Linked DNA regions of Homo sapiens: region 2 is linked to region 1. Evidence: chromatin loops called from intact Hi-C (ENCODE). Cell type or tissue: PC-9. All regions are shown on one strand. Each heading gives the region's core, and the rest is flanking DNA. Links, peaks and the distances in the headings are about the cores only.

Region 1 (5,388 bases), core at 242-5,241:
GATTACACCATGGTAGGTGGGTTAAGCTGGGAATTACATTCCATGCATGGTTCTGGGTTAGAGTTGGCCATAGAGGAAGATGCACGAGATTTGGAAGGTGGAAAAGAAGCAACGACCATTATTCTTGGAAGGTCTCATGGTCAGATAGATAGACACAGAGGTGTCTGGGTCCACACTTGTTCTTCCTCTCCTCCACACTGTCCAGCTCGGCTTCCTGATTGCCAGCCCAACTCACCAAAAGCAGACCTACTCCCTCCTCCCCCTTACCCAGATGCTTGGCTGCAAACCCATAGAGGTGGTAGCTACACAGAGGGAACATCTTCCCGTAGACCTCTCTGAGAGCTCCCGCTTTGCAATCTCACTAAAGTGGCTGGGTATATCTGGTGTCGCAGATTTCCCTGAAAGCTCCAGTTTACCTACTCATGCCAGTGCTTTCAGAGGATTCATTTATGACTCTTTCTTAAATTCTCTGACTTTCACTTTCTCAGCTGCTCTCACATTTGTGTGAGATCTAAATTCCTATAATAAATCTTTTATTCCCATAATAATCTAGTGGCTTTGCTTCTCTGATTTAACCCTAACTGCTATAGCTAGTTTGTGTTTCTTTCACAAGCCGAAATGATAGCAATCTTAGATATTTTGCAATCTTAGATATTTTGCATTCTTAAACAAAAGGACACAAAATAAAGGGAAACATCAAGGCAACACTTTGAGAAAATATATAATAATAATAGTGATAATAATCTTTTTGAGACAGGGCTTGCTATGTTTCCCAGGCTGGCCTTGAACTTCTGGGCTCATGAGATCCTCCCACCTCAGCCTCCAAAGTAGTTGGGACTACGGGTGCATGCCACTGCACTTGACTTTATACAATGTTTTTAAAGGAAACAAATTTTAGATTTTCTTGCAACATTTTTTTTTTTGAGATAGAGTCTCGCTCTGTCTCCCAGGCTGGAGTGCAGTGGTGTGATCTCGGCTCACTGCAACCTCTGCCTCCCGGGTTCAAGCAATTCTCTGCCTCAAACTCCCAAGTAGCTGGGATTACCGGTGCCCGCCACCATGCCCGGCTAATTTTTTTGTATTTTTAGTAGAGACGGGGTTTCACCATCTTGGCCAGGCTGGTCTTGAACTCCTGACCTCGTGATCCACCCACCTTGGCCTCCCAAAGTGCTGGGATTACAGACATGAGCCACCGTGCCCGGTCAACATTCTTTGTATATATAAAGGACAGATTGATGATAACTCATAGTGATTTTATTAAAATTGCCTAATATGTCCTGAAATTCTTGAACCAAATTGAGAAAGATAGATGTGACTTGTGCCTTTCCCAGGCAGGTAGAAAATGACACTTTAAGGAAGGTACATTATGAGAACATCAAGCCTTGGGGTAAGGTGGATGCACTTTGAACATGGATTAGTGACAATGTCCTCAACTTTACCACTATAGATTGAGCCAGAGAAGCAGAATCACCAGGAAATGTGTGCATGTGCATGCACGCTCACGCGCACACACACACTCACACCATTTTTTATTTTGTTTTATTTTATTTTAACAGTTATTTAACCTGATGTGTTTGGAATAGCTGGTTCAATAGTCTCTTTAAAGGCTTTTGTATTTGTGTTTGAGGATGGAGCTCCAAGTCCAATCTTCCTAAGGCTTGATACCTTCCTCCGCAGTATACCAGGAAAGTTCTTCAGACCAAGGTGTACTAACTTCCTTAAACACAGTTGGAAGAGCTGCTTCTCTTGACAAAGAAGGCTCAACCAAATTTAGAGGTTCAGGTCCCCAACTTCACTGGAATCTGCCAATTTGTCTCCATTCCAATTTTCTAAGGGCCTACTCATTTTGGGCGTGTGAAAATATCCCTTCCGAGGTGAGGGACAAGTTGTTGCATCTGTCCTCTATAAGTTTTCTATTGCTAAGTCACAAATTACCAGAAACTTAATGGATTAAAGTAACCCATATTTATTATCTAACAGTTTCTGTAGGTCAGATGTTGGGGCACGGCATGGCTGGCTTCTCTGCCAGGTATTTACTCGGATGCAATAAAGATATTAGCTGGGACTGTGATTGTCATCTGGGCTTGGCCATTTGTGGCTTTGCTTTTTTGGAAGGTGTTTTGGAGATCTTCCTTTGTTATTGGCCTCACATAGGAGGGTGTGCAACTAGAGCAACCTTTTACAAGTTCCTCAAGGTAACTGCAAACAAACTAGGCATGGAAGGCAGAGAGAGGGGAGGAGTAACATACTTGGGGTGGTCAAGGAAGGAAGAACTTCAGGAATGTGATTTTTAAGATTGAGCTGTGGGCACAAGCAGAACACATTTTGATAACAAGCTAGTAAAGCTAGCTACATTAAACATTTTTTTTTGGTAGCAAGTGATCCAAATTTAATTTTATTTCCTTAAAGAAAAAAAATTTGTTGACGTAGTTGGAAAGTTCAGAAGCTCAGCCAAGTTCAGATGTGGCTGGGTCTAGGGGTTCATAGTGTGGCTGGGTACACGTGTTGTCTCAGATTTCCCTGACACCGACAACAAATTGGGGATTGTCAGCAGTTAGGTTTCCTACAGTGGAACAGACTGGTCTACAGAGAGGCAGGCCTGAGAGAGTTTCTCTTCTCCAGTTTTAGCCAGGCCCTTTCCTAGTCTGCATCTCATTCTGTAATCTTTCAGTGTTAATTTTGAGCTCCTACCTCCTAATATGGACTTTAATTGTTGCAGAAAGAAGTGCTTCCTGTTACTTCTCTAGAATAATTTCATGGATAGTGATTGGCTTGGCTCCAGCCACATACCTCTTTCTGAATCACTGTGCTATGCACATGGCATGGGGTAAACAAATTGGCCAGGTCTGGGCTATGTGCCCTTTTTTGTAGCTGGACAAGGGGTAGGAGGAGATTGATGGGGGCGGGGTAGAATGGGTCCAACTGCACCTGTGCTGCATGGAATGCAATCTCTACAAGAAATACAAATGGTGTTTCCAGGTGCAGGGGGAGGGGATGTTTAGCAGGCAGAAACAGCAGATATCTTCTACACTCAGTAACTATTGGCTTTAGTTCTATAAGGTCATGGAGAGGGCTGAGGAGAGTGGAGGAGAGATAGCTCCTCACCGAAAGGTTTGAGTTACTTTTGTCCACCAAGGGGGAACACATCCATAATTCCACATCATTCAGAAAAATCTTCCCAATGTATAATTTTTAGGGAAATGATGATATATTGAGTTATTTTAGTCATTTTCTTATGTACAACTTTCTAGTTTCTTGTTCATGTTTCCATTTTCCCCATTATCCAGGTACAGTAAAGGAGCTTTCTTTATTCTTTCTCCTCTCTGACCCATCAGTGACTCAGATTTGACAACTCTTGCTTTGTAATGTAGTTTACACCTTCCTGTTCATTATTCTGGGTTAGATCTTTATTACCATAGGCATAGCCTGTCAGGAGTCTACTAACTATTCTCTTTACTTCAAGCAATCCTGCCCTCTACTGCCGGATGAATCTGATAAAATCTTATTCTGATCATGTCAATTTTCTACTTTCACAGCCTGCATTTGCTCCACATATATATTCAGATGAACTCCATATTTTTTACCTGGTGTCTTAATCAATAATCTTATGTTTATAACAGAATAACTGAAACTGAATAATTTATAAAGAAAAAGAACGTATTTCTTACAGTTATAGAAGCTCAGAAGTTCAGGGTCAAGGGACTGCATATGGTGAGGGCCTTCTTGCTGATGAAGACTCTCTGCAGAGTCTCAAGGTGGTGCAGGGCATTACTTGGCAAGGGGCTGAATGTGCTAGCTCAGGTCTTTCTCTTCTTATAAAGTCAGGAGTCCACTCCTGTGATAACCCATTACTCCATTCACCCCTTAATCCATGAACGGATTAATTCCTTGATAAGGATGGAGCCCTCATGATCTAATCACCTCCCTAAGGCCCCACCTCTCAATCCTGCCACAATGGATTAAATTTCAATATGAGTTTTGGAGGGGACACATATTCAAACCATAGCTCTTGGCATCCCCAGGCCTCTATAATATGGCCTGGTTCCTGCTATCCTGTCCTCAGGCCATCTTTCTGTTTACAGTCACAGTAAACATGCCCAGTGCTGCTTCTGCACGGTGCCTACTCATCCTTCTCACTCACAACTCTCTCCTTTCCCTGAGTCTCCCATTTGAATCTAACTCATTCACTCCGGCTCAGCCTAAGTCCAGCCACCCATGAGATTTCTCTAATATTCCCAGTTGACCCTTATCTCTCTTCTGAACTCCATAGGGATTCTTCTCTGAGCTGCCTGTCACACATTTCCCTTACTCTCTTGTGTCATGAGTTATTTTTTCATGTATAAGTGTTGTGTATTCTCAACTCACTTTTAAGTACTTCAAGAGAGGCGTGTCCTAAAGCCTGTTGTATTATTGTCTGTGGGTCTCAGGGAGGTGGTGTGTTGCAGGAGGATGGCACTCCTTTTTTTTTTTTTTTTTGAGACGGAGTCTCGCTCTGTCGCCCAGGCTGCAGTGCAGTGGCGCAATCTCGGCTCACTGCAAGCTCCCCCTCCCGGGTTCACGCCATTCTCCTGCCTCAGCCTCCCAAGTAGCTGGGACTACAGGCGCTCGCCACCACGCCCGGCTGATATTTTGTATTTTTAGTAGAGACGGGGTTTCACTGTGTTAGCCAGGATGGTCTTGATATCCTGACCTTGTGATCCGCCCGCCTCGGCCTCCCAAAGTGCTGGGATTACAGGCGTGAGCCACTGCGCCCGGCCCTTTTCTTTTTCTTTTCTTTTTTTTTTTTTTTTTTGAGACAGAGACTCACTCTGTCACCCAGGCTGGAGTTCAGTGGCGTGATCACAGCTCACTGAAGCCTTGAACTCCTGGACTCAAGCAATCCTGCCTCCTAAATAGCTGGGACTATAGGCATGTCACCACACCCAGCTAATTTTTGTATTTTTTGTGTGGATGGGATTTTGCCATGTTGTCTAGGCTGGTCTCAAACTCCTGAGCTCAAGCGATCTGCCAGCTTTGGCCTCCCAAAGTGCTGAAACTTCAGGTGTGAGGCACTGCTCCCTAACCAAAGATGGCATTTCTATGACTGTGTGACTTTGGAAAACCCTCTGAGCATCAATTTCCCCGTTTGCAATTTGAGCATAATGATAGCTACTGGGCAGGGTGGTGGAAAGGGTTAGCCAAGATGCATGTAAACGGAGAGTCCCAGGGGCTGGTACATGATAGGAGCACAGTGCTTGGTAGCCAGAGGCAGTGCTGAGTAAGGGCTGAATGAGAAGGCTCATCACTATCCATCTTGGTGCCTTCAGCATCTGGCATGGTCCCTGAACCTCTCATCTGCAACTGAGGATTTAATTCAATAAGCATTTTGTTTTAGTTTGAGTTCCCTCA
Region 2 (5,388 bases), core at 177-5,176, 220 kb after region 1:
TAATGGGTACAGCACACAAACATGGCACATGTATACATATGTAACAAACCTGTACATTGTGCCCATGTACCCTAGAACTTAACGTATAATAAAGAAATATTTGAAGTAATAATAGCTGAGAATTTTCCAAAATTGATTAAACAACAGATCTAGGAAGCTCAGAGAATGTCAATCAGGATAAATATGAAAACAGCAGCAACAACAACATATAGGCTTATCATGTTCAAATTGCAGAAAACCAAAGACAAAGATTAAATCTTGAAAGAAGACAGAGAAAAAGAACAGCGCTATCAAGGAGCAAGGATAAGAATTATGTTGGGCTTCTCATCAGAAACTATGCAAACTTGAAGACAGTTGATTTAAATATTTAATGTGTTGAGAGGAAAAATATCACCAATCTAGAATTCTAAATCCAGCAAAATTATCCTTCGAACATGAAGAAGAAATAAAGAGTTTCTCACAGCAACAAAAACTGGGGGAATTCCTTACCAGTAAACCTACTTTACAAGAAATGGTAAAAGAAGTTTTTCAGGGACAAGGAAAATCATACATGTTAAAGCAATCTCAATTCATATCCCAGAAAGCTATTTTACTGAGACTGAAACACTGATTTTAAAGTTTAAATGGAAAGGGAATACTTCTAGAATAGCCAAAACAATACTGAAGAAGAAGAATAAAATTTGAGGACTCAGGTTATCCAATTTCAAGACTTACTTTAAAGCTATAGTGATCAAGACATAAAATAGTGTTGATTAAAGAATGCACACAAATTTCAATGGAATAGGATAGGGAGCCCAGAAATAGTCCCACAAAATACAGTCTACTTATTTTTGGTAAAGGAGCAAAGACAATTCAATGGAGAAAGGCTAGTCTTTTCAACTAATGGTGCTGGTAGAACAACTGGTTGTTTATATGGTAAATAAATAAATAATAAAATAACCTAGATATAGACTTTAGACTTTTCACAAAAATTAACTCAAAATGGATCATAGACCTAAGTATAAAATGCAAAAGGATAAAACTAAAAGAAAACATAGGAGAAAATCTAGGTGACCTTGGGTTTAGTGAGGAGTTTTTAGATGTAACACCAAAAGCATAATCCATGAAAGAAAAATATTAGATGAATAAGATTTTATTAGAATTCAAATCATTAGCTCTGTGAAAGATACTGTTAAGAGAATCAAAAGATAAACCATGGATGGAAAGAAATTATTAACAAAACATATATCTGATAAAGTACCTGTGTCCAAAATATACAAAGAACTCTTAAAACTCAACAATAAAAACCAGATAACCCAATTAAAACATAGGCAAAAGATCTGAACAGACCTTTCACTAAAGAAAATATGTAGATGGCAAATAAGCATAAGAAAAGACCATTCTTTGTAATCAGGGAATTGCAAATGAAAACAATGATGAGATACAACTGTATGCCTATTAGAACGGCTAAACTCCCCAAACTGACAATACAAATTGTTGATGAAGATGCAGAGCAACAGGAACTCTTATTCGTTGTTGGTGGGAATGCAAAATGGTACAACCACTTTGGAAGACACTTTGGTATTTTTAAAGAAAGCTAAACTTAGTCTTAACCATGCAATCCAGCAATTATGCTCCTAGGTATTTACCCAACTGCTTCAAAATCTTTTGTCCACCAAAAACCTGCATGCAAACCTTTAGAGAAGCTTTACTCATAGTTGCCAAAAATGTCCTTCAACAAGAGAATGAATAAATAAACTGTAGCATGTACAAACAATGGAATAATATTCAGTGATTAAAAAAATTAACAAACCACAAAAAACTTGAGTGAATCTTAAATGTATGTTACTAAGTGAAAGAAGCCAGTTGAAAAGCCTATATACTATATGATTTCCATTATATTTTCACTGGAAAATGCAAAACTATTGTGAAGGTTAAAAGATCAGTGGTTGCTGAGGGTATAGGAGAAGACAGAGAAGGCTGAATAGCATAGGGGATTCTTATGGAAGTGAAACTATTCTGGATGATGCTGTAATTGGGAATACATGACATTATACATTTGTCAAAACCCACTGAATTTAGAGAGTAAACTTTAATATAGAAAAATTAAAAATTTATTTAGGATGTTGAGGAATCCCAGGATGGAATTGCAGAATGTGACAAAACAATCTAATGGTATTACAAATGTATGAATAAAACCTCATTAAAAGGATAGGGGGAAAAGTTTCCAACCTAAGTATCTTTGGAAATGAGTGCAGTCTGTAAGACTAAAAGCAGAAGAAAATGTACATAAGTACTATACTCTAGGTGGTAAAGTTATTTCTTATGGGTTATTGGTTAAAAATTCTGATACTGCTATACATGTACACTGGAATTGGTCAATTATTTAAATGTATGGTTGGAGGAAATAGGTTCTCACTGTTGGAGTAGGAGTACATTGATAAGCAAGGAGAAGAAGCTAGAATGATCCATGTGGTAATGGATTAGAGTTGGCAACATCAGTATGAAAGCTCATGTTTAGCTTCCTATTGATACAGATGGTTACATTTAAGAATATTTATAGCTATGTATATATGTGGATTAGTTTACATAGAAATATTTTCTTGCTCTGTCTGATGAGAGAACCCTGAAACAATGACATCGCAGAAATAGTGAGCACACCTATTGCCCAGATCTTGGTTTCTAATACCATTCTCCAATAAAAGAAACTATGCCTCTTTAGAGAAGTGGTTTATTCTAGGGCTGGGGAAGGAAATCTGTAAGTTGAGCCTAAAGTATCTAGTAATGCCATAAATGAAAGAAGTGCTCAGATGAAACAGACCAATATAACCCACAGTGATAGCAGTATGTTAATTGAGGTATGCCAAAGGAGTCAACTGAGAGAGCTCTCAGTGGTGAAAGCTGGAATGATTTGAGCAACAAAATGAAGTAGTATTGAATTATAAACCAAATGATAAAATAGATATCCATGAGTTCATGCTGACATAAATAAATAATCGAATAAATACATAAATACAGGAGAAGAGGCAAATCCCCTATACAGTAGAATTCCAAATAATCCATGTAGTTACTCTGTCCTCAAAGAGGTAGAACAGAACTCCCCTCTTTAAGTGTGGGCTGTGCGTGGTGACTTCTTCCCAAAAGGTACAATGTGGAACGAGGGGAGCAGATAAACTTGCTGAGAGGAAACCTGAGAAACACTGCCTCATCCAGGTGATCAAGGTCAACATCAATAGCAATAAGTCATGTCAATCAATATGTGATTAAAATGGGGTTTTACCTCTGTGGTATTCCTCTCCAAAACTTAAAATCCCAGTCTAATCATAAGAAAACAAACATTAGAGAAATCCCAATTGAGTGATGAATTGAGTGATGGTTGGCTTCTGGCGAGGGCTTTCTTCCTTGCTTGCAGGTAGTTTTCTCACTGTGGTGGAGAGAGCTAGGGCACCAACACTACAGGATTAGGACCCTACCCTTAGGCTCTCATTTAACCTTTATCGTCTCCTTACTGGACGTATCTCCAAATAAGTCACACTGGGGGATAGGCCTTCAACGTAGAAATTTTGGAAGGACACAATTCAGTACATAGGAAGCACATTCTACAGAATACCTGACCAATACTTTTCAAAAGTATTAATGTCATAAAAAACAAGGTAAGTCTGAGAAACTGTCATGGTCAAGAGGAGCCTAAAGGGACATGATGATTCAATGTAGTGTGATGTACTGGATGGGATCCAGAACAGGAAGAAGCAGTTAGGGGAAAACAAAGGAGATCTGAAGAAAGTATGGACTTTGGTTAATCATAGTGAATCAACAGTGATTCATTAATGTGGCAAATGTGCCATACTAATGTAATAGTTTAATAGCAGAGGAAACAATTTTCAGAGTATGTCTCTATATATCTCCCTAATTTTTCTGTAAATCTAAAACTGTTCTAAAAACAAAGTGGATTATAAAAAATGATGTTATGGGATTAAAAAGAGAAAATGCAATTACAATGAGCTTTCAGAAGTATTTACAAACCATTTTAAGATAATGGAAGTTGACAGATCAGAAACACCATAACAATAGAGAATGGCAGGGACATTGCAGGGACAAACTAAATATTTCAGGAACAACTGTCAATCGGTACAAAGAAGGACTGAATTAGTAACAAATATACCACATATAACAATAAAGAATTCCAGATTTATCAAAAAGAAAAGCCTAAAAACCAAGAAGGACACTTACCCTGACTCGCTTTAAGCATAAACAGTCATGCACCCCAAAATGACGTTTTGGTCAATGATGGACTGCATATACAACGGTGGTCCTGTAAGATTCTTAGACTGTATTTTTACTGTACCTTTTCTCTGTTTAGTTATGTTTATATACACAAATACTTACCATTGTATTATAGTTGTCTACAATATTCAGTACAGTAACATGCTGTACAGGTGTGTAGCTTAGGAGCAATAGGCTACACCATACGGCCTAGGGGTGTGGCAGGCGATATCACCTTGGTTTAAGTACACTCTGTGATGTTTGCACAAGGGTGAAATCTCCTAACAGTGCATTTCTCAAAACATATCTGTGTTGTTAAGCTACACATGACTGTGTATCTGTCCTCTTCTTTTGCCTGAACTTGACATTCTACTTCTGTTTATATTTTCCCTTGACCTAATTTCCTAATTCTACTTTGATATTATTGTGTGTATATTATATTGTGTGAATCCTCTGTAAGCTCTTTCTACTACTTTTTGGAACAAGATAAGACATTTGCAATTGGAAAATAAATTCCCAACCACTGAAGAAACAGGATATCATCACAGATAAGGTAGAAGGTTCTCAGAGGTTTCTCCCTTTTTTTCTGCCCTATTCTAAGCTTTTTTTTTTTTTCTTAAGAAAACACATAATAGCCCACACAGAGGTAAGAACTAGTGACTAATTCATCTCAAACTGGCCCAGACTAGTCTCAATTTGATCCACCTCTGAGTTTTCAAGAGCTCTCTGGCCTCTGGTGGCCTCTAGCCCTTCCGGTTTTGCACCCTTATTGGCTTCTCTGGCTCAAACCGTCTCACTAGGAGCAAAGTATCTCTCAGACTCCATGTCAGGGGCTGTGTGTGGAGCTCTCTGTCTGGTCTCTTCTGCCTGGCCCAGGGATCCTGCCAGAGAACTGTCCCTGCGGGCTGTGATCCACTCTCCTAGGCTCTGCCTGCATCCTTGGGTCTGGGCCTCAGCTTTAAATACATAAAGCTGAAAAAGTTCTGTGTAACAAATAATAGGACAAAATTTTAAAGAAAACAACAGAATGACAAAACAATGGATAAAATTTGTTCCCAAAATACATACGCTGGCTGGGTGCAGTGGCTCATACCTATAATCCCAGTACTTTGGGAGGCTAAGGTGGGGAGATCACTTGAGGCCAGG

The links. Hi-C counts contacts between places; a loop is a spot of excess contacts. Peaks named below come from ENCODE experiments on the same cell type or tissue, not always from the same donor. Only the 100,000 strongest peaks of a DNase experiment are listed, where the experiment ranks them.
Region 2: it touches region 1 in a loop (4-fold over the local background); 5 of 110 quality-filtered maps call a loop at or near these places.

What each region holds. Positions count from the first base shown.
Region 1 is chr4:147,594,611-147,599,998 of GRCh38, reverse strand. No RefSeq gene overlaps it. Among named protein-coding and RNA genes, the nearest start is that of TMEM184C-DT, 20 kb to the left of the region's middle. In PC-9, for the core only: no CTCF peak of the experiment used is centred there; a DNase peak (open chromatin) is centred at 2,808; H3K27ac peaks cover 786 bases.
Region 2 is chr4:147,370,208-147,375,595 of GRCh38, reverse strand. No RefSeq gene overlaps it. Among named protein-coding and RNA genes, the nearest start is that of MIR548G, 28 kb to the right of the region's middle. In PC-9, for the core only: no CTCF peak of the experiment used is centred there; no DNase peak of the experiment used is centred there; H3K27ac peaks cover 2,100 bases.